Regions from separate parts of the Mus musculus genome. Here region 2 is linked to region 1. Evidence: chromatin loops called from intact Hi-C (ENCODE). Cell type or tissue: heart. All regions are shown on one strand. Links, peaks and the distances in the headings refer to the core of each region. The heading gives the core; the rest is flanking DNA. Region 1 has its middle 97 kb from the start of Slc7a12. Region 2 overlaps Ralyl (RALY RNA binding protein-like).

Region 1 (16,590 bases), core at 5,252-13,251:
GCCCCCATACCTTTCCTTAATAAGACCTCTTCTGTGTCTTGTCTTTTCTGTTTATATTATTGACTTTTGATTATTCATCATTAAGAGCACATAATAGTCATATCTGCATCTCGTTATTTCATTTAACATGTCCTTCAACTTCATTAATTTTTATTAAAAAGATGTTCATTCTTTGTTTTGGTTGAATAAGAATAGTTTCTTTACTTCTATTATGAAGGAAACTAGCCTATTCCACATGTTGGCTGTTGTTGGGGTCCAGCCTCAACACAAGATTGGAGTTCTCAACTGGAAGCAGGGATACCTGGAAGGCACATAATAGATATACACAGACTACTTTGTGTACAAGCTGACAGGCAAATTTTCAAGGCTTAAAGTTTCTCTTCTCTCTCATTCTTTGCTCTCTTTCTCTCTTGCTCATTCACTTGAAGCTTGAGACTGCACACTCTGCATTCTCCTGCGCACTCCGCTTTTCTCCTGTGTGCTTTTCTTTTCTTGAACTCTCATGCTAATGCACACCTCTGTGTGTTCCCCTTTCCCTTTCACACACACATCTCACACAACCAATGCACTCTCCTTTCACTCACACACACCCTTTCCATATATACCTCACATTCTCTCTTTACTTGCTCTTCACATTCTCTATTCACTCACCCTTCACATGCTCTTCTCATGCTCTCTTGCCTTTCTCTTGCCCCAGTCTTTTATTGATATTCCAAAAGCAGGTAGAAAAAAGACATTGTATAATCATTGCCAAGTCAAATTGAAAAGAATAACCACACCCCACAAGGAATCAAAAATTGTAATTTTCCCCCAAAATTTCAAGCTTCCCTATTCCCAGGCCTGTAGCCAAAATAACAACAATTGCAAAGTTATCATTATTTAATCTTTAACCTTTGAGTTATTATACTTCAGAGCTCAGAGCTCTGAAGTCAGCTACTTGCATTTTTTTGTGAAGCTCTAATGGTGAATGACATGGGCAAAGCTGCCAGGCAGTGGCCAGAAAGAATCAAGTTAACCCTTAACTCAGCAGTTCTGCTAGCTTTCTGCTTCGGCACATTGCACACAATGACTCTCCTAAGAGTCCCAGTGTTTTGATTTAGTTTTACTAATATATACTTTTATGCATTCTATACTTTTATCCAGGAACCACTCTTAAATGTTGTGTAACACTTCTTTTATAACTTTAATAGATTTTCCCTTTTTCAGGGTTGCAATGTTGGCTATAATTCATTTTCTTTTTCTTTTTTTCTTTTTTAGATTTATTTATTTATTATATGTAAGTACACTGTAGCTGTCTTCAGACACTCCAGAAGAGGGAGTCAGATCACATTACAGATGGTTGTGAGCCACCATGTGGTTGCTGGGATTTGAACTCCGGACCTTCAGAAGAGCAGTCGGGTGCCCTTACCCACTGAGCCATCTCACCAGCCCCCTGTAATTCATTTTCTAATTATGTCTTCAAACTTTCTTTGCAAGTCAAGCATTAATCTGGAACTACCATTGTGCAGTTATTACATTGTTTCTAAGATGAGAACACAGAGCATGTACCTGGGCCATTAGGATTGGGCTGTCCTGTGCTCTACCCCTCAATTTTTAACTGTTAAAATCTGTTTAACTCTAGATATTCCCTGATGTAAGAGCCATTACATCAAGGAACATCTACATTTACAGAATTTACCAAAGCAGAAGGAAAAAGAAGTAAGAAAGTCAGATACAAGAGAATAATTATGCACACCAAGTGTTACCTCCTTCCAGCCTAGCAAGGCTGGCTGTGACCATCCGACACTTAGGTGGAGCCACCTGCTGTGCTGCTTCTCAGCACTCTCCTTTGATGTGCCACTACCTGCCTGAGGCCGAACTTGCCTGAGGCCTAACCGGTTCTCCGAGATTTTCCGGAGTTAGCACCTAACTGTGATCTTCCTTGAGTTCCCACTAAAAGGATGATCTGTCCACTTCTAAGGAACTTCGCATGGCTGGGAATGGGCCTCCCCTCTTCTTTATAAAGCTTGTTTGCCATATTAAAGTTGAGCTTTGATCAGGACCTCCTTCTCTCTCGCATCGCCTAGCCCCCTCTTCTCTTCCAGGTTCCAAGATGCCTCTCAGACTAGAACCCAGACATGTGAGCCGCTGGCCGGCCCCAACAACCAAGGCCAACTGAAAAGTAGTCATGCACAAATGAAATCTATACAGTCGTTGTCCAGGGCTAAGGTTAGGAGAACTGGGAATAACTTTTTTTACAAAGAGCTGCCGAGGGCTACTGAGATGTCTCTATCCTGGCCTACTGCAGGCAGTCCTTTATTTCAGATGGTGGGTCCCCTGGAGGAATGTGTCTCCTGCTTCTCAGGGTCCCAGACACTATCCTTTTCTACAAGGAGCTGCCATGAGCTACTGAGATGTCTCCATCCCGGCCTACTGCAGGCAGTCCCTGTCATTGTATGCTGTCCCCAGAAGGCTGTTTTGAATATTGATATGATAAACATGGAGTGTATTATTACACTCTTTGTATTATTATAGGTCTGAGGTCATTCAGAATCCACCAATCTAACAGTGAATGAGATTTTAATAGGAACAGGCTTTCTTTAGATACTGGGTACTTTGGTTCTCGGACTGTACCTGAGGTTACTCTCCAAATGCAGCATTTAGCCATATTAGCACAGGGCTTATAAAGGCAAAACCTACAAGATTACACATTCTGTTTAGGAGTAGGCAGGGACTTCTTTTAACATATATGTTTTACAGTTGGCCTAATCATCTTTTTCAGAAGACGAAGCAAGTTTGAATGCAAAAGGAGAAAGAGCAGGTAATCTTATAACCTACTACCTTGGAAAACCACCGAACTTTACAGCAGTGAATTTTGAGATTAGTTTTCAACATCTTGGATAAAAGGGTATTGGGTTTGGTATAGCTTATATAAGCTAGGGGCTTATATGTCAGACATAGTAATTAAAACTTTAATTACATTGTTAACCAGCACTATGATAACTTGCTTTTTTGACATATACTCAGGAATGTTATATGGTGTGGATAGTGTGGCAGTTATAGATATTTTTGAGAGCTCTTTATTATGCTTTTCATAATGGATTTACTCATTTGCAACCCAACCAATGATCTATCAGAGTCATTTATTGTCAATATTATCAACATCAAATTTTAATATTCATTTCAGGTAAGAAATAATATTACATAAAATTGATTAGTATTTCCCTAATGGCTAAAGGGGTTAAACTTACTTTTTCATATATTTTTGTGATTTTTACTTTTTTAATGTTTCTGTATAGACCATGTAACTATTTTTATGAGATTTTTCTTTCTCTAAATAAAATCCAATCACTGTCTGTTGTCAGTATGCATGTGTGTATGGGAGATCTACTGGAGCCTTGCCAGTCTTTCAAAGTGTCACATTTCTTAAAAGAAATGATCTCTTTCCTCAGCAGTCATCAAATGCCATGTGTCTTCAAATAGGAGTGGAGCCTTATATATCCTTCCCATGTGAGAATTCTGATTTCTTGATCTTATGCAGACAACTGTAGCTGCTGAGGCAAAGGCCAAAGAGAGAAATGGCAATGTGCTGCCCAGAGAAATTGTTTTGCAGCAATCCTCCCCAATCTCTGTTCTTACTATTTTTTACTTCCTCTTTTATGATGTTCCTTGAGCCTTGGTGTGTGTGTGTGGGTGTGTGTGTGTGTGCATGATCTATGTCCCATCTAGGGCTGAATGCTCAGTAGTCGCTTATTCTCTACATTGTAACCAACTGTGAATCTTTGCATTAATTGTGACCTACTGCAATAAGAAGCTTCTTAGATAAGGCTTGTTAGAGGTGAAGTTTTATGGGTATAAAGGTAAGTGTTTAGAAGCACATTTGGTACTATATCTACTTTACAAAATAACAGAAGTAGGTTCGTCCCCAAAGTTTATGTTCTTCCCAAGCAAAGGCTCTTGGCAAGGTTTACAGCACCAAGCATGAGTTGACTTCCTAGGATCAGACTTTTAATCCATTCAGAAAGTAAGCAGTTAATTATCCTAAAAATATTTATTTCACTAGTGAACCAATATGCAGTCATTATTGTAACTTTCAGGGCTCACTGTAGAGCAAGAACGTTGAAAACTTCTCCCACAGTCTGTATCTTATATCTTGTAGCACTCTGAAAATTAGTTAGCAGGGAAGAAGAGTCCAGAGGGGTACCCGATTGATATCACTATGTCCATTATCCAATGTGTGGTACTGTCAAGAAGAAAAGCTGCCCCTTCGAGTTGTAGTTGGCAAGCATGATGCATTGGTATATTTTGAGTGAAGGTTTATTTTGCTATCTTCAGCATTGACCTTTCTTTTCTAAGAATCGCTCTGGTTAATCCTAGTCTTTAATAATCCCTTGGACATTTTAAGACTGTATTTTCTAGGATTTCAAAGAATGCTAGTAATATTTTGATTGAATATTTAGCTTGTATTATGAGTTTTGAGTTGGTAATATGACTATTTTAACAATTTTTAAACATGATAATTCCTTCTGTTTTGAAATAACTTTAAAAATTCTTGTTTCCCAGAAATGAACCCACACACCTATGGTCACTTGATCTTCGACAAGGGAGCCAAAACCATCCAGTGGAAGAAAGACAGCATTTTCAACAATTGGTGCTGGCACAACTGGTTGTTATCATGTAGAAGAATGCGAATCGATCCATACTTATCTCCTTGTACTAAGGTCAAATCTAAGTGGATCAAGGAACTTCACATAAAACCAGAGACACTGAAACTTATAGAGGAGAAAGTGGGGAAAAGCCTTGAAGATATGGGCACAGGGGAAAAATTCCTGAACAGAACAGCAATGGCTTGTGCTGTAAGATCGAGAATTGACAAATGGGACCTAATGAAACTCCAAAGTTTCTGCAAGGCAAAAGACACTGTCTATAAGACAAAAAGACCACCAACAGACTGGGAAAGGATCTTTACCTATCCTAAATCAGATAGGGGACTAATATCCAACATATATAAAGAACTCAAGAAGGTGGACCTCAGAAAATCAAATAACCCCCTTAAAAAATGGGGCTCAGAACTGAACAAAGAATTCTCACCTGAGGAATACCGAATGGCAGAGAAGCACCTGAAAAAATGTTCAACATCCTTAATCATCAGGGAAATGCAAATCAAAACAACCCTGAGATTCCACCTCACACCAGTGAGAATGGCTAAGATCAAAAATTCAGGTGACAGCAGATGCTGGCGAGGATGTGGAGAAAGAGGAACACTCCTCCATTGTTGGTGGGATTGCAGGCTTGTACAACCACTCTGGAAATCAGTCTGGCGGTTCCTCAGAAAATTGGACATAGTACTACCGGAGGATCCAGCAATACCTCTCCTGGGCATATATCCAGAAGAAGCCCCAACTGGTAAGAAGGACACATGCTCCACTATGTTCATAGCAGCCTTATTTATAATAGCCAGAAACTGGAAAGAACCCAGATGCCCCTCAACAGAGGAATGGATACAGAAAATGTGGTACATCTACACAATGGAGTACTACTCAGCTATTAAAAAGAATGAATTTATGAAATTCCTAGCCAAATGGATGGACCTGGAGAGCATCATCCTGAGTGAGGTAACACAATCACAAAGGAACTCACACAATATGTACTCACTGATAAGTGGATACTAGCCCAAAACCTAGGATACCCACGATATAAGATACAATTTCCTAAACACATGAAACTCAAGAAAAATGAAGACTGAAGTGTGGACACTATGCCCCTCCTTAGAAGTGGGAACAAAACACCCATGGAAGGAGTTACAGAAACAAAGTATGGAGCTGAGATGAAAGGATGGACCAAGTAGAGACTGCCATATCCAGGGATCCACCCCATAATCAGCTTCCAAATGCTGACACCATTGCATACACTAGCAAGATTTTACTGAAAGGACCCAGATGTAGCTGTCTCTTGTGAGACTATGCCGGGGCCTAGCAAACACAGAAGTGGATGCTCACAGTCAGCTAATGGATGGATCACAGGGCTCCCAATGGAGGAGCTAGAGAAAGTACCCAAGGAGCTAAAGGGATCTTCAACCCTATAGGTGGAACAACATTATGAACTAACCAGTACCCCTGAGCTCTTGACTCTAGCTGCATATGTATCAAAAGATGGCCTAGTCGGCCATCACTGGAAAGAGAGGCCCATTGGACACGCAGACTTTGTGTGCCCCGGTACAGGGGAAAGCCAGGGCCAAAGGGGGGGAGTGGGTGGGTAGGGGAGTGGGGGTGGGTGGGTAAGGGGGACTTTTGGTATAGCATTGGAAATGTAAATGAGCTAAATACCTAATAAAAAATGGAAAAAAAAAATAAAAATTCTTGTTTGACCTATAGTTTTCATCGTGGAGGTCTTTCACCAGTCCCGTGTGTTTTATTTCTAAATACTTAGTTTTGAGATTATTTTGAGTATTTTATATTTTAAAAGTCTGTTCTTTTCTAATGAGACACAGAAAGAGGTCTGGATGGAATGGGAGGTAGGGAAAATAGAAGGACTAGAGGGAGGGGAAATGTAGCCAGGATGAACTGTATGAGGCAAAATCTATTTTCAACAAAAGAGAAAAAGTAACAATCAAAAGAAGAAAAAAGATTTTTCATTATTTGTTCCTCAGCAGGTGATTGTTGTTAGAAAAGCTATTATGTTTGTACATTTGCTATTTTCACATTTTATTTGTCCTTAGATAGTTTAAAACAATGTATTTTTGATCACAATGTATTTGATCACACCTAGTTCTTCTGATTCTTCCCAGGTCCCTTTTCACAATTTTTGCTGTTCATATACTCTTGGATGTCTGGCCATTACTGGAAAGTGAGCCACTCTCCAGGGGCTGTACCCTGAATGAGCCATAGCTCACCTGTATATTACTCATAGCTCATACTGTGTATTACTTGTTACAGTGAATTTAGTGGGGGATTTGATGATTTTAAAATGGAAAGAATAAGGCAAAATTTTTAAAAGGTTTACTTATTTTATATATGTGAGTACACTGTCTCTCTCTTTAGACACACCAGAAGAGCGCATTGGATCCCATTACAGTTGGTTGTGAGCCACCATGTGGCTGCTGGGAATTGAACACGGGGTCTCTGGAAGAGCAGTCAGTGCTTTTAACCACTGTGAAATTTTATATCATGAATATTTAATATACCAAATATAATAGTGATGCATCATTATTATAAAAATTACATAAAGTTTGAAAAAAGATTAAAGGAGATGATTAAATTAGTTTGTGTATTTGTGTTGAAGTTCAGCATCATTTGTATAATTGCTAGTACCAGGAAGATAACATGTTCAGGTGAATAGTAAGAATATATTCGAAACATTTGAAAGTGGACCACAAGACAGGTTCCCGGAGAGCTGTCACCGTGTGCCTCCTAGCAGCTGCCAGAATGCCAAACTGGGAGGAAGCAAGAAGTGTATGGTTTGCCAGAAGACAGTCTACTTTGCTGAGGAGGTCCAGTGAGAGGGCAACAGCTTCCATAAATCCTGTTTTCTGTGCATGATTTGCAAGAAGAATCTGGACAGCACCACTGTGGCAGTGCACGGCAAAGAGAGCTATTTCAAGTCATGTTACAGCAAGAAGTAAGAGCCAAAAAACTAAGGCAACAGGAGGGGCACAGGCACTCTGAGCACGGACAAGGATGAGTGTCTGGGCATCAAGCCACAGGAAGCTCCCGGGTACAGGCCCACCACCAACCCAGAGGCATCCAAGTTTGATGTAACCATACAGTCTATGATGCAGAGAAGGTGATTGCTGCTGAGAAGTCCTGACTTAAGTCCTGCTTCCGATGTGCCAAATGTGGCAAAAGCCTTCTGTCAACCCTGGCAGACAAGGATGGTGAGATCTACTGCAAAGGATGCTATGCCAAACACTTTGGGTCCTTGGTCCACTCAGAGTGAGACTGCTGTGGCCTGTGCATATTGCCTACTCCTGAGCTTTTAATCAGCAGTCCATTCCCAGAAGCCTTGGACACCTCCAAGATTCTTTCTCACTCAGCCCTCCTGCACATCATTAATGACTTGGGTTTGGGTATCTGGCTTCTTTTGGTTTAGGGGTCTGCCTGAACTCCTTCCCCACTAAGGGCTTCCTCCTGCCTGGCATTTGATACCATTACCTTTAGGAGACATCTGTCTAGTCACCCCTTTCCAGAGACCAGGTCCCTCACTCCACACCTCACCCCCATCGACCTCTGTTTCTAGGCTGAATGTCCACCCTCTATTGGCCAGGACACCTGAGCCCATGCCATTGGAGCCCAGTAGAGCAAACCAGCAGTGTAGGCAGGAAAAGCTGGGTTTATTGGGCTAGAAAAGGTTGTGGTTTATTGGCTTCCAGAGAGTTTCCTCTGGGTAGGAGTCTGAGATTCTTGGTGCATCTCAGTCTGAGAAGTCCCCATGAGAGGCAGGGAGGTGCAGATAGAATTGTGGGGCCATCAGAAAGAGCTCTTTCTCTGGCGTCTTGCCTTTGAGTGTGGAAATAGTGAATTTTTTTTTTCATTTAGGAATGGAGAGCAACCCATGTCAGAGTACCCCAAAGTCTAGAGTTTGCCTGACCTCCTTAGGCATCAAGTTCCCTCTTTGATGGGCAAGGAAGATCCTAATGAATTCCTGAACAAGCATTTACATTTATCAGTCATCCAGATCTTGGATTAGTCAATTCTGGGTCTAACCTTGGGTCGGGTAGCTGGGATGGACACTTTTTGATGCAGCATAGCCCAGGGTAGAGCTGTGTTCTAGCCACTCCTGAGGGTTCCTCTGAACCCCACGTCCTCATTCCTCTCCAGCGCAGACACAGACCCTTCTCCTATCACCCCATCTTTCTCTAGTAACCTTCATTATCTTGCCCAGCCCATCCAGGCCCCAAGGTAAGGAGCAGAGGGGAGAAGGGGAAGGGCTGGGCCTTGATGCTCCCCAAGACGGAAGGGACAAGGCTGTACATCGATTCTCTGCAAGGGCTGTAGGCATGGGCTGTTGAAGCTGATTTATCATCTGATCAATAAAGCAATTTAGAACTGAACTCTTTCCTCATCTGTCTGTGGGGGTCCTAGGGACCCAGGGAGCCAGGGCTGGATTTGGCAAGGCCTAGTTGAAATGAACCAAAGGCAATCACTCTGGAGTTTTCTAAGGTCTGTTTACTTTGTGGTATTGGTTCTAAGGAAACCAAATGATCAAAGGCCACCACCTTCCCCTATTTGCCCTCCACCCCATCTCAGGATGCGGGGATTTTGTGGACTTGGCTTTTGAAAGGCTCAGTTATGTCCTGACAATGTACTCAGCACTTCAGCTTTTGCAAAGCCCCTTGTAAAGAGAAATTCAGCTAGAGGACTTTTTGTATCAACTCCAGAGATCTCACTTCTTGGAAGTGTGTGTGTGTGTGTGTGTGTGTGTGTGTGTGTGTGTGTGTGTGTGTGTGTGTGTATGGTGGGGAGAGGCAGCTAGCCATCTGCTTTTCTGCTAGGGCCTCACAACCAGCTGTACGGAAGAGCAGGCTTGGAAAATAGGCTTGTCTGAAGGGTTGTAGTGTTGTTCATCTTAGGTACACCTACTGTACCCAGAGCTATGCTGTGTCAATCCATGAAAATGCGCCCTCACTGAGTTTTTCAAAACAGTGAGTGGAATTTAACCAATAGGTTTTATGCTTTTATTAGCCAGAGGATCAGGCCAGCAATGCTCCAACATTGGACCTACAACACCTGCCCAACAGCTGGAGATCAAAGAGTGTTAGCCCTAAGTGGCCCTGACAATTCTCAAACATGGCTCAAGACCTACAGGAAATTCTCAGGGAGGTTTGTGCGCAGAGGACAATGGTTTATTCCATAAACACAAATGGATCCTCCTACCTGGACGGGACACACAGAATACCATGATCCAAAGGTGGAGACAGGCTGCCCTCTGCTGGCTGCGGAGGCCCAGCACAGTACCATCAGGCCAGCCCTAGTACTCTGTCTCACTTTTCCCCATTGACCTTCTCACAATCACGCAGTGCAGAAGGGACTTCACACATCATTTATTTATACACAGTGAAGCTCGGGTACCAGCAGATGGCCGTAATTGCGTAGGGCGTGGGGAGCCACAGAGATTTGCAGGCGTCGAGTTTGCTCTGTACGGATCGACACCAGGTGGCGCTGTGGGGTCAAGGCCAAAGGCAGCCACTCCGTTTTTCTTTTTCTTTTTTAAATTTCATGTTATTTTTGTTAGCTACTCCCGTTCTGCTGTGGGTGTTGATGACCCAGTGCTTCCGCGAGCACATCTAATGTCCCCGGAAAGAGGTGTGCTCTAACACTGACCTGTGGCATACCAAAGCACAAGAATGACCCAAAGGAGAGAAACTGACAGAGTCCCCCTTTTTTTCCATTTAAGGGCGACCTGGACATGGTCCAGGATGCCCGTAGGGGAAAGAATGGCATAAAGGACTCCCAGTTGCATGAGTGTCCTGGCCGTTTAGGTGTGGTGGAAGAAAGCTGCCTGTTCTGATGGAAGTCGTGGCTCCATCAGTCTTCCTTCAAGACCACAAGTCTGGGTCATCTAAAAGGGTGGCTTCCATGGGACATCAGTCTTCAGAGATGAGGGAGAATGTGTTTGGAGATTAAGGCAGGAAGAACGTGAGTTCAAAGCCAATCTTGCTACAGAATAACCTTGCTACAAAAATGTGTGTGTGTGTGTGTGTGTGTGTGTGTGTGTTGCTATTAGATGTTTAAGTAATCCCCAAATCAAGAGTACATACTTTGTGAAGCTACAGTCCCCAACATCCTTAGGCCCTGGTAAGGGTGGGGGTAGTTTGAGAAATAGAACACAGACCCTTGGGAACCAGTCATTGGATGGTTCTAACTCCCTTCCTCCAGTCCCTGGTCCTGCCTTCAAACACACACACACACACACACACACACACACACACACACACACACACACACACCTGTTACTAAAACCATTGCAGGGTGTGGAGGGATGCTTTTAAAATAGATCCCAGATCCACCCTATAGATTCTGATCAGGTCGGGATGGGACATGGGAAACTATTTGAAAAGTGCTTGCCTGAGATGATGCTCATACTGGAGCCCTTGGAGTCTATGCCAGCTTTGCCAGCCTTGCCAGTTGGTCTTACAGCAAGGGAGCCCTTCCCTCTGCAGCTCACTTGCCTTAGGACTAATGGTTACAGGAACTTCTGGAGCTGTTTGTAACCAGTTGTTATGAGTAGAGAGGACTTATTTGAACTTTCTGTTTCTGTTCTCCAGAGTCCATGAGAACAGGTTTAGACTTCTCTCACCTAACATCTTGCAAAGCTTTGAAAACAGCTGTCCTCCAGTCTGACTGGGCTCGCTCCTCTTTAACCCCATCCCCACAGAGATACTTGAAGCCTTGAGGGTCCTTTTTATTAGTTGAAGAAGAAAGAGGAGTTTTCAGTGTAGCTCCTGGAAGAGCACTTAGCAGGCATGTGTGAGGCCTTGGATTCAATCCTCAGAAAAACTGCATTGAGGGGCACACCTAGGCACTTGAGGTACTTGGACATGTCAAGGCAGAACCATTCTAGGAAAGATCTATAGACTTCCTAGGGCTAGACTACCCTAATAGTGTCTCCTTCTTTTGGTTAGTTTGGAAACATAAATTTGTCATTTCTGGTTTATTCTGTATCACTGATAATTCAAAGACCATTGACCTTTTGAGACTGAATCATCTTATTTATGAACCACTAAACCAAAGCCAGGAACCAGGGAACAATTTGGGACACAGTTCAAGGTCAAATGGCAGAATAGGATCTGCATAGAACCTCCTGAACCAGGACATATCCCTATAATGTAGTACTGTCTATAGAGAAGCTGGCTTGCATTGAGAGGTAGAAGGGAGAGCAGAGAGCTAGGACTATAGTGACTGTCAATATTTATGAAGCCTAATTTGGATGCTGTCTTATCTAGTGCATGTGAAAGCCCTTGTAGTTGAGGGTGATACCCTATATTATAGAAGAGGAAAGTGAGAGTCAGTGCATTTTTAAATGACTTACACAAAGTCTCTGGCAAGTGGTGAAGCCAAGATTGGAAGCAGCTGTGTAGCTTTGGGTCCTCCTCCTCCCCTTTGTGTGTCAGGGCCTTGTTTGTGAAGTGAAATGTTGGCCTAAATTAGTCCTGGGGAAATACTTCCGAGGCTCTGATGTGCATATATATCTCCTGGGGAATCTTGTAAAACACACGATCTAGTTCAATAGCTTTGGGTGGAGCCTGAGCCAAGATATCTCTCACAAGCTCCCAGGAGAAGGTGGTGCTGATGTTGCAGATCCAGAGACCATACCAGAGCAGCCAGGCTTAAGAGGACCCACCCAGCTCTGATGTTCTTTGTTTATGAGCTTAGGAAGACTTGCCTCAAAGGCCTAGAAAATTCAGGAAGTAGATTATCCTGACTGAAGATCTTAGTGGGCACTTCCAAGTCTGGACAAGCCTTTGTGCCCAGTCTGAAGTGTCTGCTCCTGACCCTTCTATACTGCCACTCTGTTGACCTTGGACTGACATCTCCAGAGTTTTCAAGGGCATGCCTGCTTACATGCCTCACATAGTCATGGGAATACACTTGCACATGTGCACACACACAACTCTTTAAGAGCTGTTTTATGAATCTTTATGTCCCCTTTTGCCTTCCAATGAGGATGGAGACAAGTACAAGATGGAACTTGTATTCACTGTGTCACAGTGAGCAAAGCCCTTCTTGGTGTACTGAATGGGGCTTGTGGAAGCAGTACTGTAGCCTTTGCTTGGGTAAACAGTTTCATTAGAGACAGTTCACTAGTGTAGCATGCATAGCCCATTTTGGTGAATATATGCATACCTTGATAGCCGTGTCCTTAGCTAAACAGTGTTCAGTCTTAAGAAACATGTTTCTGTGAGTGAATTTAATGGACTATCAGAAAACTAATGTTCTCTTCATGGTGTCTCTTCAAGAGGGGTCACCTTGCTGAGGTGGAGAGACTGTGTTCCTGAACCTATGAATGTCATCTCTCCTGCTTTGCCAATCCCATGAAGAGAACTCAGATTCTGTTACCCTGGAGCTTAGCCAGAGCCTGACTCAAGGAGCCCTCCATGACGCTGCAAAACTAGCTCTGACTTTCTCTCCTGAGATACTCCAGCCATGTGTTCATCTCTTCTTGACCTTGTTCCCAGGCTGGACACCTCATAGTCACCTTCTCTACCTGATCATGGAATCTGGAAACTTGCTTATCCCGAAAGTAACAGGACCATTCAGAATTCTTGTCATGAAAGACCTGAAAATCTGAGGCAGGAAGAAGTGTGCTTACCTTCTCACCTATAAAGACTCAGTGTGGACTCCTCTTCCCTGCCATTCTCTCTCCTTTCCCTGTCCCTAGTGGCTACTTTTTGAACCCTCCTGTGAAGGTCAGCTCTCCAGAAAGACAGAAAGCCGTCATCAAGTACAGAGAATCACAGAGCAGGAAGGAAACCTATAGCTCCTTCTCTTAGTCCCATAGTACCAGTGACGGTATTCCTTTCTACTATTCTGGATACAAACACATAAAAAGCAAAGGCAAATGTTTGGTAGGACCCAGGACCAGCTAAATTGATTGCCTGCCATAGGCCTGGGGACCAGGAAGGTAGAGAAAAGATATCATCCTTTTTTGAATATTTTTAAGGCACATGCCATAAGACAGTACGCCCATCAGTGTTGGAGCACAGATGATAATGATGATGATCTCATTCAGACAGTAATAAAGCCAAAACTTTTCTGTCAAAAAAGTGGACCACAGATAGAAACTGAGAATTTAAAGACACTAAATATTTCTAATGTAATAATAGGGGAAAAATCAGAGAACTATGAGGTCCAAATTAGAACAAGAAATTCCATGTAATAATAATATATAGGATGAGAATGGAAAAAGAAATGGAAGTTATTTAAGCTGACGGCATAACTATAATACTATTATAAGGAAATGTGTCATATAAGAGTTCTTAGCTCCTTAACTACTTAAAAGTGTTGATTCCTTTGTAATAAATATACCTATTTATGGAATTCTGTTATATTAAAAAATACATTTTAACATTTCCATGCCCTTTACTTTTGTTTTGGAAGCCTTTGAGATCAGAAGTCAAGTGGGCACTACATTGTTTTGTGCTGTGCAATAGATGAAAAATTTGTGTTTGAGAGAATATTTATTTTAAAAATAAAAAATTTCATTTACAACATTTTATTTTATGAAGTAAATATTTAGTAGGCTATTTTTACTCAGCCAAAATGTCTTTGTCTTGTTTGTCAGATGGTGAAACATTAAATAGCAATTGCAAGTAACATGTTATTGTTTTAAAATTATCAGAATGTTGATAAAGGTAAGCTTGAAGCCAGTACACCAGCAATCCACTGAAGAGAAAGATAACTTGATAGATATTTTCGATTTTAGGAGACTGAATCAATGGTGTCAAAATGAGAAATGAAGACAGAGCTAAAGTTCCAAATATAAATGGCAGGCATACCTGAAAGTAAAAAGAAACTTAAGATTAGTGGTGATTTTGTTTTCTGTTTTTAACAGCCATACAACATTACAAATATTCAAGAAGCAAAGGGCAAGGATGGATACAGTCTCAGTACTACCTTGTAGTACTGATATTTACTTTGCAACTGGCAAGTTGTGAAACCACAGAATTAAATCCAGCTATTTTTGCTAAGTTTCGATGGATTCTTCCACTATTTACAGGGTTTCCAACTTACTCATTGAAATCAATGCGTTTGCATGAAGAAGAGTGAAGCACATACAGAAATACATCATTTACATTAGCCAATACTGAACTAATAAACATCAGCTCAATAGTTGCTGACTTTTCTGACTTGAGGAATAAAGACACTCAGCTATGTCATAACCGAGTATTCATTCATAATACAATTTTAAATCAGAGTATCATTATAAAAAAACCTTATGAATTAAAAAACCCTGGATTCATAAATAAGTGTGTTGTTATCTTTATTATTCATACCTGAAATATTAATTAAATGATTCTAATGTTTTGCCTACTGTCTTTTGTTTAGATAAAGTAAGTTCCTTTCATGGAAACTTATTTTTACTGTCCCAGTTTCAAATCTTTGACTACTTAATAAATCCACCACTCAAATTCCAGTAAGAGTACTTAGTGCATATAATAATGGTTGCCAAGAGGCCTGGGATTCTAGTTTACTGATCACAACATTTTCACATAATGCAGTATCTAAAAATGGGTCATTTTTACCACATTCATTTCATGGTTAATGCATAAAGCAAAGACTATGGGACGTCATAGAATATTTGGCTTTCATTACACATGGATAAAATAAGTGAACACAGCAACTGAATAAATAAAAAGGAAATGAGGAAGATTAAGGAAAATATATAAAAGAATAAAATTAGTTCAGAAGTATTTTGTTGATGTGAAAGCAACAATCACAAGGAACAAGGAAAGAATTTGTTCTGGAGAGTCACACATATTTTTGATGTTGAGATCAGAAAATAAAATAAGCCTATATGCCCACTTTCTCCTTCCCTATTAAATATAATACTTGAAGTCCTAGCCAGAGCAATTCGACAACAAAAGGAGATCAAGGGGATACAAATTGGAAAGAAGGAATTCAAAATACCACTATTTGCAGATGATATGCTAGTATATATAAATGATCTTAAAAATTCCAACAGAGAACTGCTAAACCTGATAAACAGCTTCAGTGCAGTAGCTGGATATAAAATTAACTAAAAAAAAAAAAAATCAATGGCCTTTCTTTACCCAAAGAGTAAAAATGCTGAGAAAGAAATTAGGGAAACAACACCTTTCTCAATAGTCACCAATAATATAAAATACCTTGGCGTGACTCTAACTAAGGAAGTGAAAGATCTGTATGATAAGAACTTCAAGTCTCTGAAGAACGAAATCAAAGAAGATCTCAGAAGATGGAAAGATCTCCCATACTCATGGATTGGCAGGATTAATATAGTAAAAATGACTATCTTGCCAAAAGCAATCTACAGAATCAATGCAATCCCCATCAAAATTCCAACTCAATTCTTCAATGAATTAGAAAGAGCAATCTGCAGATTCATCTGGAATAACAAAAAACCTAGGATAGCAAAAACTCTTCTCAAGGATAAAAGAACCTCTGGTGGAATCACCATGCCTGACCTAAAGCTTTACTACAGAGCAATTGTGATAAAAACTGCATGGTACTGGTATAGTGACAGACAGGTAGACCAATGGAATAGAATTGAAGACCCAGAAATGAACCCACACACCTATGGTCACTTGATCTTTGACAAGGGAGCTAAAACCATCCAGTGGAAAAAAGACAGCATTTTCAACAAACGGTGCTGGCACAACTGGTGGTTATCATGTAGAAGAATGCAAATTGATCCAATCCTATCTCCTTGTACAAAGCTCAAGTCTAAGTGGATCAAAGACCGCCACATATATCCAGAGACACTGAATTTTATAGAGGAGAAAGTGGGGAAAACTCTCAAAGATATGGGCACAGGGGAAAAATTCCTGAACACAACAGCAATGACTTGTGCTGTAAGATCAAGAATCAACAAATGGGACTTCATAAAATTGCAAAGCTTCTGTAAGGCAAAAGA
Region 2 (16,590 bases), core at 3,019-11,018, 500 kb after region 1:
CAGGAAGATCCAGCAATACCTCTCCTGGGCATATATCCAGAAGATGCCCCAACTGGTAAGAAGGACACATGCTCCACTATGTTCATAGCAGCCTTATTTGTAATAGCCAGAAGCTGGAAAGAACCCAGATGCCCCTCAACAGAGGAATGGATACAGAAAATGTGGTACATCTACACAATGGAGTACTACTCAGCTATTAAAAAGAATGAATTTATGAAATTCCTAGCCAAATGGATGGACCTGGAGGGCATCATCCTGAGTGAGGTAACACATACACAAAGGAACTCACACAATATGTACTCCCTGATAAGTGGATATTAGCCCCAAACTTAGGATACCCAAGATATAAGATACAATTTGCTAAACACATGAAACTCAAGAAGAATGAAGACTGAAGTGTGGACACTATGCCCCTCCTTAGAATTGGGAACAAAACACCCATGGAAGGACTTACAGAGACAAAGTTTGGAGCTGAGATGAAAGGATTCACCATGTAGAGACTGCCATATCCAGAGATCCACCCCATAATCAGCATCCAAACGCTGACACCATTGCATATACTAGCAAGATTTTATCGAAAGGACCAAGATGTAGCTGTTTCTTGTGAGACTATGCCGGGGCCTAGCAAACACAGAAGTGGATGCTCACAGTCAGCTAATGGATGGATCACAGGACTCCCAATGGAGGAGCTAGAGAAAGTACCCAAGGAGCTAAAGGGATCTGCAACCCTATAGGTGGAACAACATTATGAACTAACCAGTACCCTGGAGCTCTTGACTCTAGCTGCATATGTATCAAAAGATGGCCTAGTCAGCCATCACTGGAAAGAGAGGCCCATTGGACACGCAAACTTTATATGCCCCAGTACAGGGGAACACCAGGGCCAAAAAGGGGGAGTGGGTGGGTAGGGGAGTGGGGGTGGGTGGGTATGGGGGACTTTTGGTATAGCATTGGAAATGTAAATGAGCTAAATACCTAATAAAAATGGGAAAAAAAAGAAATATTGTTTCTCCTTGAATATGACTGTAAAAAAAAAAAAAAGTCTTTCTTAGTATATGTTACAGAATTGGACGGCTGAATTTGAACAGACCCTTCAGGAATTGAGACTTGCCATCATTCAGGTCAACTCCACGCGTTTGGACCTGTCCCTGATCAAAGGATTACCCAATTGGATCTCCTCAGCATTTTCCTTCTTTAAAGAATGGGTGGGATTGATATTATTTGGAGATACACTTTGCTGTGGATTAGTGTTGCTTCTCTGGTTGGTCTGTAAGCTTAAGGCCCAAACTAGGAGAGACAAGGTGGTTATTGCCCAGGCACTTGCAGGTCTAGAACATGGTGCTTCCCCTGATATATCTATGTTAAACAATAGGTTGCTGGCCATTCAGCTCTTGCACCCCACGAGGCTAGTCTCATTGCACGGGATAGAGTGAGTGTGCTTCAGCAGCCCGAGAGAGTTGCATGGCTAAGCACTGAAGTAGAAGGGCTCTGCGGCATATATGAGCCTATTCTAGGGAGACATGTCATCTTTCAAGAAGGTTGAGTGTCCAAGTGTTTCAAGAAGGTTGAGTGTCCAAGTGTCCTTCTCCCCAGGAAAAACGACACGGGACCAGACCAGGACTCCTCTGGGTGATGAGCCTGGGAGGAGGTTATGTGTAAGGCTCCTTTACCTGCACACTGGGGATTTGACCTCTATCTCCACTCTCATTAAAATGGGTGGCCTATTGCTCTAATTAAAAGGAAAGGGGGATATGTGGGGAGCCGCCCTCACATTCGCAGTTGCAAGATGGCGCTAACATCCTGTGTTCTAAGTGGTAAACAAATAATCTGCACATGTGCCAAGGGTAGTTCTCCACTCCTTGTGCTCTGCCTTCCCCGTGACGACAACTCGGCCGATGGGCTGCAGCCAATCAGGGAGCGACACGTACTAGGCGGAGGATAATTCTCCTTAAAAGGGACGGGGTTTTGCCATTCTCTCTCTTGCTCTTGCTCTTGCTCTCTTGCTCCTGAAGATGTAAGCAATAAAGCTTTTGCCGCAGAAGATTCTGGTTTGTTGCGTCTTTCCTGGCCGGTCACGAACGCGTTTAAGACTCAGCTATTAAAATGAATGAATTTATGAAATTCCTTGGCAAATGGATGGACTGGGAGGGCATCATCCTGAGTGAGGTAACTCAATTACAAAAGAACTCGCACAATATGCACTCCCTATAAGTGGATATTAGCCCAGAAACTTAGAATACCCAAGATATAACATACCATTTGCTAAATGCATGAAACTAAAGAAGAACGAAGACCAAAGTGTGGACACTTTGCCCCTTCTTAGAATTGGAAACAAAACACCCATGGTAGGAGTTACAGAGACAAAGTTTGGAGCTGAGACTAAAGGATAGACCATCTAGAGACTGCCATATCCAGGGATCCATCCCATAATCAGCTTCCAGACGCTGACACCATTGCATACACTAGCAAGGTTTTGCTGAAAGGACACAGATATGGCTGTCTCTTGTGAGACTATGCCGGGGCCTGGCAAACACAGAAGTGGATACTCACAGTCAGCTATTGGATGGATCACAGGGCCCCCAATGTAGAAGCTAGAGAATGTACCCCAGGAGCTGAAGGGATATGCAATCCTATAGGTGGAACAACAATATGAACTAACCAATAATTCCCCCCCCCCCCCCGGAGCTCTTGTCTCTAGCTGCATATGTATCAGAAATGGCCTAGTCGGCCATCAGTGGAAAGAGTGGCCCATTGGTCGTGCAAACTTTATATGCCTCAGTAAAGGGGAACGCCAGGGCCAAGAAGTGGGAGGGAGCGGGTGGGGGAGCAGGTGGCGGACTTTTGGGATAGCATTGGAAATCTAAATGAAATAAATACCCAATTAAAAATGTTTAAAAAAAAAGACCAATACAGACATCCCATTAGCAAAGAATCCTTCACCATGTGTCCTTTCACATGCTTGCTTTCGCAGTATCTCCATTTGCCTGTGTCTGCTTCACTGAAATGTTCCTTTACACATCCCCCTTAGCTTTTCATCTGTGTCCACTGCAGGAAAACATTTCTTCATGTATTTGCTCCAGCAAAAGACAATCCAACACAACTGACTTCCAAAAATCCCTAAGTTTCCAATGTCTATTTCCTCTGGTCATCTTTGTCTGTTTTTCCCATAATGGGTTAGAAGATGTTGTAGTGAACACATTGTGTAGAGAATGTCAAGTTGAAGTACTTGTGTCCTGGTATCAGCAACAGAGTGTCATTTGGAAGAAATGAACCTCAGTTGAGAAAGCACCTCTATCAGATTGGCCTGGAGACACGTGTGTGGTATATTTTCTTCATTAATGGTTGATATGGGAGAGCCAAGATCACTGTAGGTGGTGCCATTTCTGGGACCATGGACCTGGGTGCTAAATGAAAGCAGTCTGAGCAACCACATAACACTCTATGGCCTCTGCAGCAGCTCTACCTCCAGGTCCCAGCCCTGTCTGAGGTCGTACTTTGATTTTCTTCCATGATGGAATGAAATGTGGAAGTATAAGCATAATTAATAATCTTCTCCAACATTTGCTTTCAGGTATGGCATTTTATTACAAGAATAGAAACCCTGCCTAAGACAGTTCCTGTGGATACAATATCAAACTCTACTAAATTTAGTAGAATATGCTCAATAAAAATTTATTCTGAAGCATTCTTTCTGGAAAAAAAATCTATGCGTTTTACTCACTGATGGCCTGTTCTAGGTTTGCCATCAAGGAGTAAATGGAGACTGAATTGCTTATAAAGGTAGCAATGTCATGCATGACCTTTTTACCTCCCAATGCTCTATCACCTGGTTTAAATGGCACCACACGTATTTGGGCTTTGGAGGAAAACAGATCTTCATTGTTTTAAAATTAATGTGTAATGGAAATAAGCAGTGTCAGCCTGGATTAGACATTAGATGCCAATTTGTATGTGTTCACCAAGTACATGTATATGTATATGCATCTGACACATACATATGACATGTGTGTTGGATACCTATCTATCTATCTATCTATCTATCTATCTATCTATCTATCTATCTAATCTATTTATCATCTATATCTGTATCAATCTTTTAGCAATAGTACAAATATTTGAAATAATCCTATATAGAATCTTTCAGGACTTGGTTAGTCTGCAGAAATTCAATGAACAATATTATGTTTCCTTTTATTAATTTAAGATTTTTCACGTATATTCTGACAATGTGTGTATATACACATGAATGTAGGTGTTCCTAGAAGCCAGTAGAGGGTATTAGATACCTTGGAGTTCAAGTTACAGTGGTTGTAAACCACCTTACACAGGTTGTAAGACCTGAACTCTGGTCCTTTTCAAGAGCAACAAGCACTCCTAACTGCTTAGTATCTGTAAAATCCCCTTGAAATTTTCAAGAAAGAGGTACTAGAGTTAAAATATCAATATTTCCTACTGTGTTCCTTCTTCAAGTTACTGTTCCATTCCTTCCTTCTCTTTAAAACTCTCTGACATCCTTTATCCTGAATTTTACTCTCAATTTGTATGTAAAATAGAAATTTTCTATCTTCAAAACATAAACTTATTTTTAACTTTGTTTACTTTCATATGCACCCATCTTGGAGACAGCAATGTGTTGTAAACAATGGTAACTTAATTAATATATTTGAGTGGTGTTGTGCTGTTCCAAAAATATTTTATATAATTTTTCCTTCTATTGGACACGCAAACTTTATATGCCCCAGTACAGGGGAACGCCAGGGCCAAAAAGGGGGAGTGGGTGGGTAGGGGAGTGGGGGTGGGTGGGTGTGGGGGACTTTTGGTATATCATTGGAAATGTAAATGAGCTAAATACCTAATTAAAAATGGAAAAAAAAGATGCATCTATTGAGGAATATCCTATTATGTAACATATTAACTAAATAAATAAAATTTAAGTGAAAAAAAAGAAAACTTTAAGCAGTCATTGCTAGTGTCCATTCTTTAAACAAGAATATAAGACTCAGAACTGAAAAATTCTGCAATTGTTAACAACTGAAAAAATTGTAAAATTTTAAGTTAGAACTTGCAAAAGTCTTACTAGAGCTTCAGTAATTGTACAAAGATGGAATCTGATGCTTTGGGGAGACACATTAAAAGAACAACATAAACAACATACTTATATTGTCACCAATTCACACTCTTCCTTCTTTAAAGCAGTAGTTACTAAGTAAGATTTTGCTAAAGTAGGTAAAAGATTTTGCTGAAGTGTAAAGATATGAAAAAGACAGTCATCAAATTGATCAATCTAATGTAAACTTCAAAATTGAAGTGGGCCTATGGCTTGTTTGTAATATCATGCTCTCTTTTTATGATGCATTTTTTTTCTAGAATGTTCTGGAAACAAGTTTCTCTCTTCAATAATTTTATCTGGGATAGGGACTATTATATAATTGTTTCATTTACGTAATGCACTATTGATGGACCCCATGCAGGAAGAGCTACAGTGTGCAACTGAGCTTGCTAGAGATGGCCCTCCATTTTGCTCTTCTGCAATAGGTGTACCCTGGAAATGCACAGCCGCAGGGGATTCATCCCATGATTGCCTTTTGATACTGATGTGCCGTTTTATGTCTGTTTTTGCTATATTCCTTGCAAATCTGTTACCATGTGATCGTGCATGAAGAGAATTTCACTGTCTATAGCCTGGTGTGATTACCTGCTGAGTGCTAGCCCACCCTACTGTGCAATTTTCCTTCAAATCAACATGAAGATGAACTTTCATAAAATAATACTGATGAGGGCAATTAATGATTTTACGGAATTCCTGATTTGATTTAAATAGTGTTAAGCAATTAGGTAGTTGATAGAAAACCATTTAGGAAGATGGTTTTAGTTGTTTTGCCAGGAAAACATAAGAAAGTTAGAACCAAGAGTAGAATATGCCTCCTCCTTGTAGAATAGTAAGCAAAAGCTCCATAGGTTAGAAAATGAATACAGTGAGCTTCATGCATTACCAGCATGTAATTGTACTAGAGAGAAATATAGGCTGGTGTGGGGTGGTGGGCTGTGCACAGATAGCCTGGTCCCTGGTTGAGCATAGGTCTGGAATCCAGGAGCCCCAGTGGCTACTGATGGTCAAATTACAATAATACAGCAAGGAATAGTTTTCCTCACTTCTTTCTTTATTCATTTATTTACATCACAAACACTGCACCCCACTGGTCCCCCTTCACACAGTTCTTCCCCAATACCCCTTCCTCTCTACCTCTGAGAGGATGAACCCCCTCTATCCCCTACCCGGGCATATCAAGTCTCTGGAGGACTAGCTGCATCCTCCCCCACTGAGGCCAGACAAGACAGTCCTCTGCTAGATATGTGCCAAGGGGTCCAGCTTGTGTATTCTCTTTGGTTGGTGACTCAGTATCTGTACTTCCAGGAGTACAAAAAAGACTGTTGGTCTTTCTGTGAGGTTGCTATCCCCTTCAGGGCTTCAGTCCTTCCCCCGACTCTTCCATATGGAATTTTTTCTAATCAATTGTTACATAACTACTGTGTGATAAGATCAAAAGCTACATTTTGACAATATAAATCAAACTGTAAACAGATGCACACACACACACAATAGAATAGTAGAATGTAATGTGCCAATGAAGGTCATGAGCAACTTCAAATCAATGTTAGATGTGCACAATCCTAATTTGAAAAGTATATCCTAAATAAATCACTAAAAAAAAAAAAAAAGAAAAGAAAAAAACTACTTCTTAAGTAGTTTATATTCACATTTCATTTTTCAACAGTCTAAAACTGTCTAAAATAGTTGTGGCAGTTTCTAAAGAACTATCAAATTAATTTTGCCTTATCTTTCCAACAAAATCTAAAAATTTCAGGTGAATATTCTGATGGTCTAAATATCTGATATTCCATGCACTATTTCTCTAAATGAATTGGAAAGAAAGAAAGAAAGAAAGAAAGAAAGAAAGAAAGAAAAGAAAGAAAGAAAGAAAGAAAGAAAGAAAGAAAGAAAGAAAGAGGGAGGGAGGGAGGGAGGGAGGGAGGAAGGAAGGAAGGAAGGAAGGAAGGAAGGAAGGAAGGAAGGAAGGAAGGAAGGAAGGAAGGAAGGAAGGGAAAAAGAAAAGACAAGGCAAGACAAGACAAGAAAAGAAAAAAAAAGAAAAAAATCATGAGGAAATGTGAAGAACGGATGCCATCGTGTGGTCACAGCTAGTAATGCAATGCAAACAGAGCACAGTAACTCAGATTTCTGCTACTCTGATGTTCAGAACTTTGGTGACTGGAAAGCATTCATGGGGGGGGGGGGGTAGGACATCGCAGAACTGAGACAACATAAATACTATGCAAAGCCTCTGCCTCATGACCCAGCTTGCACCTCCTATGTGAACCCCAGTGCACACCACTGGCTCCTTTTCGCATCACCATTGCATAATATCGCACTTAGACTTTTAAAAGTGCTGAAACCATTTCAACTCTTCCACTGACACTGGTCCTTTTTCTACTTTTCATCCTACCCCATTCCCACATAGAAAACTATCATCACATTATATTATTTGTATCTTAAACACCTTCCCTTATAGCAAATTTTTCTCACCACTCTACCCTCTTGTCATCCTTACCACATTTGGACAACTGTCCTTGAATTAGAATCCATTCCTTAACCTACTCCCTGTCACATTACCCTCCACAATACTAACAAAATGTCACAAGTGAAATCCATCAAAACTAGATATTGAGGCTCCTCATTTGATTCTGGTCTAAAAATCCCATGTAATTATTGTCTCATGGTCAATTCTTTAACCAGTTTTCCTGTTGTTATTTCTTGGCCTTGGAACCTCTACTCTTTCTTCCATGTGCTGTGATCAGATAGTGCCACACAACAATCTATAATTCGCGTTCCAGAGGATCTGCTTCCGTCTTCTGACCTTTGTGAGCACTAGAAATGAACGTGTTGCATAAACACAAATGTTACAAATTATGTGTACACACAAAAATAATATGCATACATACATTTTAAAAAAATTAAAGACTGATGTTTAAGCTACATATGAATATATCTGGTGCTTGCTTATGGGCCCCTTATCTTAAGAGGAACTTTGCAAATTGTAGCGTTATTTTTTCAAGGATGGTAGTGAGTATGAAGTTGGAGCAATGTCTAGCAGAGAGATAAAATTCCTTCCAAAATAAGGGACAGGAGCAGGAAATTATAGAGGCTGTACTGAAACACATTGGATGATTCTTTTCTGGCTAAGGGAAAGGTTGACTTTGTTTTTGTCACTATCCTTTAGAGTAAATCAATAACGTGTAGACAGAAGAATTGACTTGAATATAAACCCATCTGTCAGAATACAATAATACAAATGCCTAGGTCACAACTCCTGTTCGTGTAAAGAGGTTGCTTCACATGACAAAGGCAACATGCATGGGTGCCATTAAGGTTGTGAACTGTGAGACAGAGACTGATCCTGGACTTCATCTACAGTCTAACCACATATAACCTTCTAAGTAGCTTATTCCCTTCTTTCTGAACCTGTGTGGCATTTTGCAGTTCTCTTTATTGTGGAGCCATCTGTCCCTCGCTGCCTGGTGCTGCTGCTCTTCACTCTTACAGATTCTCTGACACCGCTCCCACTATAGAGTCAGGTGTGGTAGTCAATCATTCAGTCCTCCTGCATGAGCCTGTACTGCAGATGGGGAGACGCTGCTTGGCCATGAACCTTTCATTCCTTCCCACCGTTTTCCCTGCAGGATATTACTGATCATCTCAGCATTGTAAAGGAAAAAAAGTTACCATTAAATTTCCCACGTAAAAGGTCAATGACTTTTCTGCTCACCTTCAGAGAAGACCATTCACAAAGCTCTTTGTAGTCCATGTTCTCCCCAAACTCTTGGACACATTAAAGTTGAGAATTTCTTTTCATTATCATTTCTCAGGTTCATCAATAATATCAAACTGTGCCAATGCAAAATGAATTTCACTTTTTGTTGGTGACTTGCAACTGGACATTCATGAGACCAAAGAAGGAATTTTCAGGGCACTGGGTTGAAGATTTATTAATTTGATAAGTATGATTATCTTTCCTACTAACCCCCCTGTTCAGATGAAGCTTTTAAAAGAAAATGAGAAGCAGCCATTAGTTTGTTAAGTGAACTGAATCTAAGAAGTGTGTCTTGCTCTGAGACTATTACATCTTTACCTAATGAAAATGTGTGTTCAATAAACATTTACATAGTGAAGTGAAAGAAGTATAAAGCTGAGGAATGGTTCTGAGCTCATCTTTTAAAATGAAATAATAAAATAAAATAAAGCAAGTTCTTTATTCAGTATCACACTTAAAGTCCTTTCCCTCAAAGCTCTTGTCAGCCATGGTCTAAACTAAAACAGCAAACCTGGAACTTATTAGACAAAAAAAAAAAAATTTAAAGCACATAAATTATTCTTGCCAGCACTCATTTGCTTTATGAAATTCTTTAGTTACGCTCTTACAGTAATGAACTCAAGAAAGCAGTCATTAAATGTTTTAGCATCTATTGTCACTATAGAAACAAAAGTCCATACTTACTATTAAGGCCCAAAGTGCCACCAAGTACTTTGACACTGCCTCACTTTTCCGTTGCCTACACCTCATTTTCCTTTTTTTTTTTTAAAATAAATGTTTTTAATTTGGTAGCAGGAAATGGAACTGTTTAAAGGCAGATTCACTTGGGGCATAAATGTTAACACAAGGGGATGTTTTCCCAGGAGTATATTGGGTCTAGTAATAGAGTACAGGGAAAGAGAAACATGTTACTTCATACTATTTCATAAACATTTCAAGAGGCAAGGAAATGATTCATTTGGTAAAATACTGGTTATGCACAGAAGAGGACCTAAGTTCTCATCCCCGATGCTCAGCTGAAAAGCCTGAGTTGAGTGGTTTGCCTCTACAATTCCAGGTCTGTGGAGGTAGAGACAGGAAGATGCTTAGGAGCTGCTGAATTATCGAGTTCTAAGTTCAGTAAATTGACCATATCTAAATAAATAAGGTAGGGGTTGTTTGAGGAAGACGCATCTGTGCTTATACATCCAAATATATGTTAGTGTATACACAAACAAATGCAAAGGAAAATACTTAAATGGATATACACATAAAGTCTAAGTCTCCTATCACTTTGTGGGAAAATACTACTTGATATTAAGATGTAGCCAATATTGACTTATTACATAATTTTGAAATATGCTTTAGCTCTCAGTCACAATGAGAAAAACTGAAAAGGAAATAACTAATGTATTTCCATAAGCCCTGTATGTTTGTCATTCACAAACAGTTTTAAAGTAACTCATTGCCCTATGGAGGTCAGGCATACATGTCTGGCAATCCGGTAACTATATTCTCCTGGCTAACTGGGGTAGCTAGTTCATAGGTTCAAATATTTCATAAAATATTGCCTCATCTAAAATATGTAAATGTTTTGAAAGAATAATATGCAAAACAGGAAAGAGGGAAAACAAGACAGCTGTAGTCTTTATTCCTAAAGAAAATGGCAGACCCTGACATGCCAGCTTTCTTTAAAGGATATTTCCAAGATTCAGTGTAGTGGAATTTCCCTGTTTCCCTAATTGTTTGATTGGCTAAATAAAGACCACAGAAGCCAATCCCTGGGTGAAGATATGGAGGCAAATTTTCTGGGTCCTAGAGAAGAAGAGAGTGGGAATGAGAGGATTGGAGTGGGACCAGGCTGTGAAGCAAATAGGAAGTTGCAGACATGTAGGTCTCCCAAGACACTGATAGCAGGCAGCTGAGGAGGCCAAGGGGGATGGGGCAGGATATACTTCACCCAACTTTTGAGTTATCTTGTCAGTTTTAAATATAAAAGTCTCTAGTGTTTTCTTTCCATGGGGCTAAAGGGAGCTGGATGAGATGGCCCTTGCGTCATTGGGCAAGGAGCAAACAGAGACCCTGCGAGATAGCATGAAAGCTGAGACCAGGATGGTTGTTGGTGGCCTGGTGGAACTAGCTGTGAGAGGTTGAAAGAGCCAAGCTCTCGGGAAGGAGTGGACTTTAAAATTACATGCAACTATGCAGGAGTTCTTAAGTTCTTTTAACTTTTTTAACTAGGAGTTGGTATACCATCCATAGGTAAGTTAAATAACTATTTGTGGCGAGCCGTGCCGCGAGCAATCGCGTGCGTGTGTGAGCAATGGCCATTATAAGATGGCGCTGGCTTCCACTGCGCCTAACTAGTAAATAAGCCTTATGCACAAGTGCAAGAGTGAACTCACGCCTAGTCACTGCCCATCTCATGGTGTAGTAATGGGGTGATGGGTGAGCAATGAATCAGGAGCTGTCACACCACATCAGGTGCTGAAATGTCACGCTGCGGGCTATATAAGCAGCGCCATTTTCCCGGTTAGGGGTCTTCCCTCCTGATAAGTAAGCAATAAAAGCTTTGCCGCAGAAGATTCCAGTTGTCCTGAGTGTGTTCTTGACGGCGGGGACAAAAGCTCGGGATAACTATTATTGAGAAAAGCAAAAGGACAGGGCTAGGTAAACCTGGAAGACGAAGTAGAAGAATCTGCCTCTGTTTCACACTTTACAGAAACTTACAAATGTTGAAACTGAAATCTAATAAATAGACAGATTGAATCAAGATAATGGTACCACATAGCTCAAATAGGGGAGGTGGCTGATAGGCCTCAAGTTCAGTAGGAATGACAAACTGTGAGTAATATCTGTTTTAAGAGTCCTGAGATAAACTGTTTGCTTTTGGAACAAGATGTAGAACTTGCAGCTCCTCTAGCACCATGCCTGCCTGGATGCTGCCGTTATTCCCAAAACGACGATAATGTACTGAACTTCAGAACCAGTAAGCCAGCCCCAATTAAATGTTGGCCTTTATAAGAGTTGCCATGGTCATGGAGTCTCCTTACAGCAATGGAAACTCTAAGACGGAACATTTCTGACTACAAAAAATAAATCTGAATAAATTAAGAAAAGATCTGAATGGGGGTGGGGCAAAGGAGGATATCAAGGATTCAAAGGTCAATGTGATTTCCAAAGGTCTTTTCTTTCTGTGTGTTCTTGTAAGGAATCGACAGAGTTCGGTCAATGGTGTAGATGGGTCTCGCCAATTAAGTACGCTAAAGTATCATGTCTCGTTGCACTATACTGAGAGGCAACCTACTTTCTTCCACATAACATATCAAAACTGAGGATTGTGGTAGTTTCTCCTTCATTAAATACTATCGAGGTTTCAGTTAGTCACAGCATGCCGCGCACAGATGTGTCTTCAATACATTGTGCTACTACCATCAAAAGAATATCACAACTCTAGAGTGTGACTGTATAGAATGAATTGTTTCACAAAAGAATAAGTTACATGTTTGGGAATACTTACGCCTCAAGAGCTATAAATTTTATATTTTTTGCTCTTTCTTTAATTGAAAGTTTACAGTATTTAATTTATTAAGTATCTTTTTTTAGTATTTATGAAAATTGAAGGCTTTTTCAGATAATATGTCTAGAAGACATTTAGATCCATTTACATTGGAATTCTGTTTGACTACATAATTTTGGTCACAGTTGACTAAATTCTTTAGTTAAACAAGTCATAAAACCTTAGTCTTTCAGAAGCTTCTTCTGAACTTAAACTTAGATCAGGAGTAAAAATGTTTCAAGCATCCTAAAGGAAAAAGTGAAAATAATTCATTTTTCACAGTGAATTTTACAGCGGTTACCAAATTAGTATTTACTAGAAAGGACAAGCAATTTATATGCAGTGGTTATTTTGTTTGTTTGTTCTTTGCACACTGTCACAATAGATTCATGTAAAAAAATTAGCTCATGCTTGTAAAAAAAAAAAACATTAGCAATGCTACTTCAAGCATAAAGAACAGAAACTGTCTCACTCTTTTTATTTCTAGTTTATTCTAAAGACATTTAAATATTGTTTGTATTTTTCTTTCTGTACTGACATCAAGGTGTTCTTTAAGAACAACAACAACAACAACAACAACAACAACAACAACAACAAACCTGGGTGCTTTCGAACTTGTCTTGCAATTAACATAAAATATTCTTCACAAAAGATAAGATTGTCTCAAAACAGAAATTTTAGAGCATACATTTCTATAACCCCTTCCTTGTCTGGAATGCAGTGATGGTTTGGCTGTAAAACTTATAAAGGCATTGCAAGCTGGCTTACCTACTCCATATAAAATTACTATAGATTTGAATTTTTTTCTTTGCCTCATGATAATTGTAACAGGTTTCCTTCTAGTGAGCTTGAGATCATTGGAAAATTTTGCCTCTAGGTATGGCTAATATAGCCTTACATTAGTAAGGAATTTTTATTGTCTCTGCTTCGATACAAGAAGCTAATACTTTGAATCTTTCAGTGTATATTGTTTCTTAAATGGAAAGTAAATTATTAGCAAATGCCTCTGAAGGGAAGCTTACTTCAAATCTTTGCTTCCACACAAGGAGCTTTAAAGTTTTGGGAGTAACTCTTAGTCCAGAAATGATTCAGAGACAATATCTTTTTAATATTTAGGGTCTCAGTTTTATGCTAGAAATATTGTGGTACATAAACTGTAAGAGAAAAACGATGATTTGCATACTTCAAATTATTTTCAAAAGCTTCCAGGAGATGTTAATTGGCTAATACCTCAAATTAAACTCAACACATGATGGCTTAAGCCTTTGTTAGATGCTATCAAGTGAGATTCAAATTAACTGGTGAAAAACAGAAGGCTTTACAGAAAATAGAGAAAAATTCTGTGATCAATTGGTATCAATTGTAATCAGTGGTAATATTAGCTGCTTATTCTAGTTATTGTTACTCAATGTGCACACAGCAATTTTTTGGCAAATAGAACATTAATGTAGAGTCATCTTTCTTCATCTCCAAGTAAAGTTTTAAATCCTATTATGATGCTGATATTTAGATGCTAAAAACCTCCTTGCTAAGTGAGTGCCTTATAGTATTCTACAACCAGGCATACTTGTGCCTAGGTGATGTGAAAGGATACACACACTGGCTCATGGCATGATCTTGTTCAGGTACTTAATATGGGGAAGAGAACATGTTTGTGTGTTTCCCACAGAATGCTGCAAGAGCATACTGGCGACAGGCTGACCTGTGAGTTGCTGAGTGCCCTGACAATGGGGACAGAAAAGCTGTATTGGGTACACAGAGAAGAGGAAGAATCAGGGAAAGCAGACGCTCACAACAAAAATGGAGAAACTCTCCACCACAGACTACGACAATGAGATGCCGACTTAGAAACAACTGAAAAAGCTGACTCGTGAGGTAGAGGTACAGAGAACAAGCAAGAATACTACTGCTCTTCAACCAGGTTTGTTTAGACTTTGCTGCTGCTGTTAATTTGATTTTTTTTAAAGAAACCCAAAGCTCAGGCCAACTCCCATATAGTCGTGAAAGCTTGTGGTCCTTATCCGTATGCTATATTGTTGGGTAGTTTTGACAGTTAAGATCACCAATCTTGGCAAATCTCATATTCATTGTAATTCTTGACAATTAACTAATTGTGTGGATCCTAATTTAGATAAGGAATATAGTGTTATAATGCTAAAGAGACCGGCTTACATTTTGCTGCTTGTAGACTTAGGAAATGATCCTTGGTTTGAGAATTTGGGAATGAAAACTTTAAAGAGATTGAATGAGATTATTAGACCAAAGAGATTAGTTGCAGCTCTGATTCTAGGGATTGCTGCCTTAATTGCAATTTTAACTTCTTTTGCATCATCTACCACAGCTTTAGTTCAGCAGCTATATACTGCTCATTTTGTTAATGAGATGCATAGGAATATTTCCATATCTTTGTCAGAACTACATCTTATAGATAAGAAACTGGAGACAAAGGTTAATGCTTTAGAAGAAGTAGTTTTAGCAATGGGACAGGATAGAGCAGATATTAAGGTTAGGTTAGCTACTAAATATCATGCTTCATTTCAATATATTTGTGTCATGCCATTACCTTATAATGCAACCATTGATTGGGGAGTTGCAGGGAGTATGGAGAGATACTGATATTTTACATGACATGGAGCAGTTAAAGGAAGAAATTTCAGATATTAGCAGAAGTCATTTGGATACTTGGAATATTGATGAATTGGCCAGAGATTTAAAAAAATAACCTAAGTGCATTGAATCCCTTGGATTGGATTCAATATATAATCTTGCTTGCTATTATTATTGGCATTATTTTTTTAGTAATTGCTGTATTTCTACTCATCTTTAGAGCTCTTTTGAGATCTGTAGCTATGATGAGGCGGGTCATTCTGTAACTTTGTCTAAAAAAAAATATAAAAAGGAGGAGGGACTGCCACACCCACTCTAGTAGTGACTAGTGTGACAGGCCCAAAAGCTTGGACACAGTCCTAAGAAGAAAAGTTTATGGAAACTTAGTCTCCTGGAACCGCGGTATCCCGTAAAATGGATGCTCCAAATCTGTCCTTGCTTTAGTCAGTGAACAGATCTGTGTGTTTTCCTTCAATATTATTTTATTATAAGTGCCTCTAAGGATTGATTTTGACATATAGCTAAGTTAGATTAGCCTCCACCAGTGTTCTAATGCCCTAGGCAGTCCGTTAGCCAAACCTGGGCTTGGAATACAGTAAGAATGTTACCTATTCAGTAGCATTCAGAATTACCTATATAGTATTGTAAGAGAGACAGTGAAAGAAATCAGGCATTACAATTTACTAGAATCGATCTAGTAATCTCAGGGCTAGTCTACATAGTATACTTAGAACAATAGCAGAGTCACTCCCCCATACACAGGAATTTACAATGGCCTAGGGGGAAGATGGACTATACAATAGACTAGAATTGGAACTGGCTTCTAAGAATAAACTGACCTTAGGTGGGGCTGCTTTTGATCCCAGTTGTTAACACTGATTTTTATCCCAATTGGTTCCTGTTAGCTTTTTGTATGCATTCTTCTGTTTTGTGTAAAAGTCACTTGTAAGTCTGATGCTTGCTTTGAGACAGATTACATTCAGATATAGTACTCTCTCTGGTGTTCGTATTTGTTTGTCACGTTTCGCCGACTCCCTACCCACCCCTACCGGGACCCTGATTTCTCCCACAGATTGAGGGGGACCAACTGAGGCCAGTCTGAGGCAACTTAGAAAATGCAAAAGAGCTCTGGTTCTGGCGCAGAAATAAACATTATATCTACAAGCACAACTGCTTGCTGTGGAAGTCATTTACATGGGGAATGCTTTCAAATTCAATTGTTATCTTGAACAATTTTGTGACATTTGGCAATCTAGTAACTGATACAACTGTGTATATTTATGCTTTATAATCCACAAATAATCATGCAAGTATATTTTATGCTGCCATTATGGCAAATGAGAATTCTTAAGTTTCATTGATTATTCCAGAGATAAAGTATAAAGAAGTCAAATAGATTTGAGTGCTAAAATTACACAAAGATTCTTATTATGAAACTTCATGGCAGCAAGTCACAATCAAAGAAAACATGGTTTATGGTAGAAAACAAGTCAAAAGTCATGCATTGTAAAATGTTCTGCATCAAGCTGGTGGGGGTCTGAAAGCTCCATTCCTTTTGGCTAGCTTTCACAGTGC

Evidence for each region. Hi-C counts contacts between places; a loop is a spot of excess contacts. Peaks named below come from ENCODE experiments on the same cell type or tissue, not always from the same donor. Only the 100,000 strongest peaks of a DNase experiment are listed, where the experiment ranks them.
Region 2: a loop joins it to region 1, with 9 times the contacts of the local background. A loop is called at or near these places in 24 of 42 quality-filtered maps.

The regions. Positions count from the first base shown.
Region 1 is chr3:14,375,225-14,391,814 of GRCm38, reverse strand. No RefSeq gene overlaps it. Among named protein-coding and RNA genes, the nearest start is that of Slc7a12, 97 kb to the left of the region's middle. In heart, for the core only: CTCF peaks have their summits at 9,911 (motif pointing left) and 10,118 (motif pointing right); no DNase peak of the experiment used is centred there; H3K4me3 peaks cover 504 bases; H3K27ac peaks cover 309 bases.
Region 2 is chr3:13,869,383-13,885,972 of GRCm38, reverse strand. All of the region lies in intron 2 of Ralyl (RALY RNA binding protein-like), which reads right to left. Among named protein-coding and RNA genes, the nearest start is that of Gm41998, 56 kb to the left of the region's middle. In heart, for the core only: a CTCF peak has its summit at 7,196 (motif pointing left); no DNase peak of the experiment used is centred there.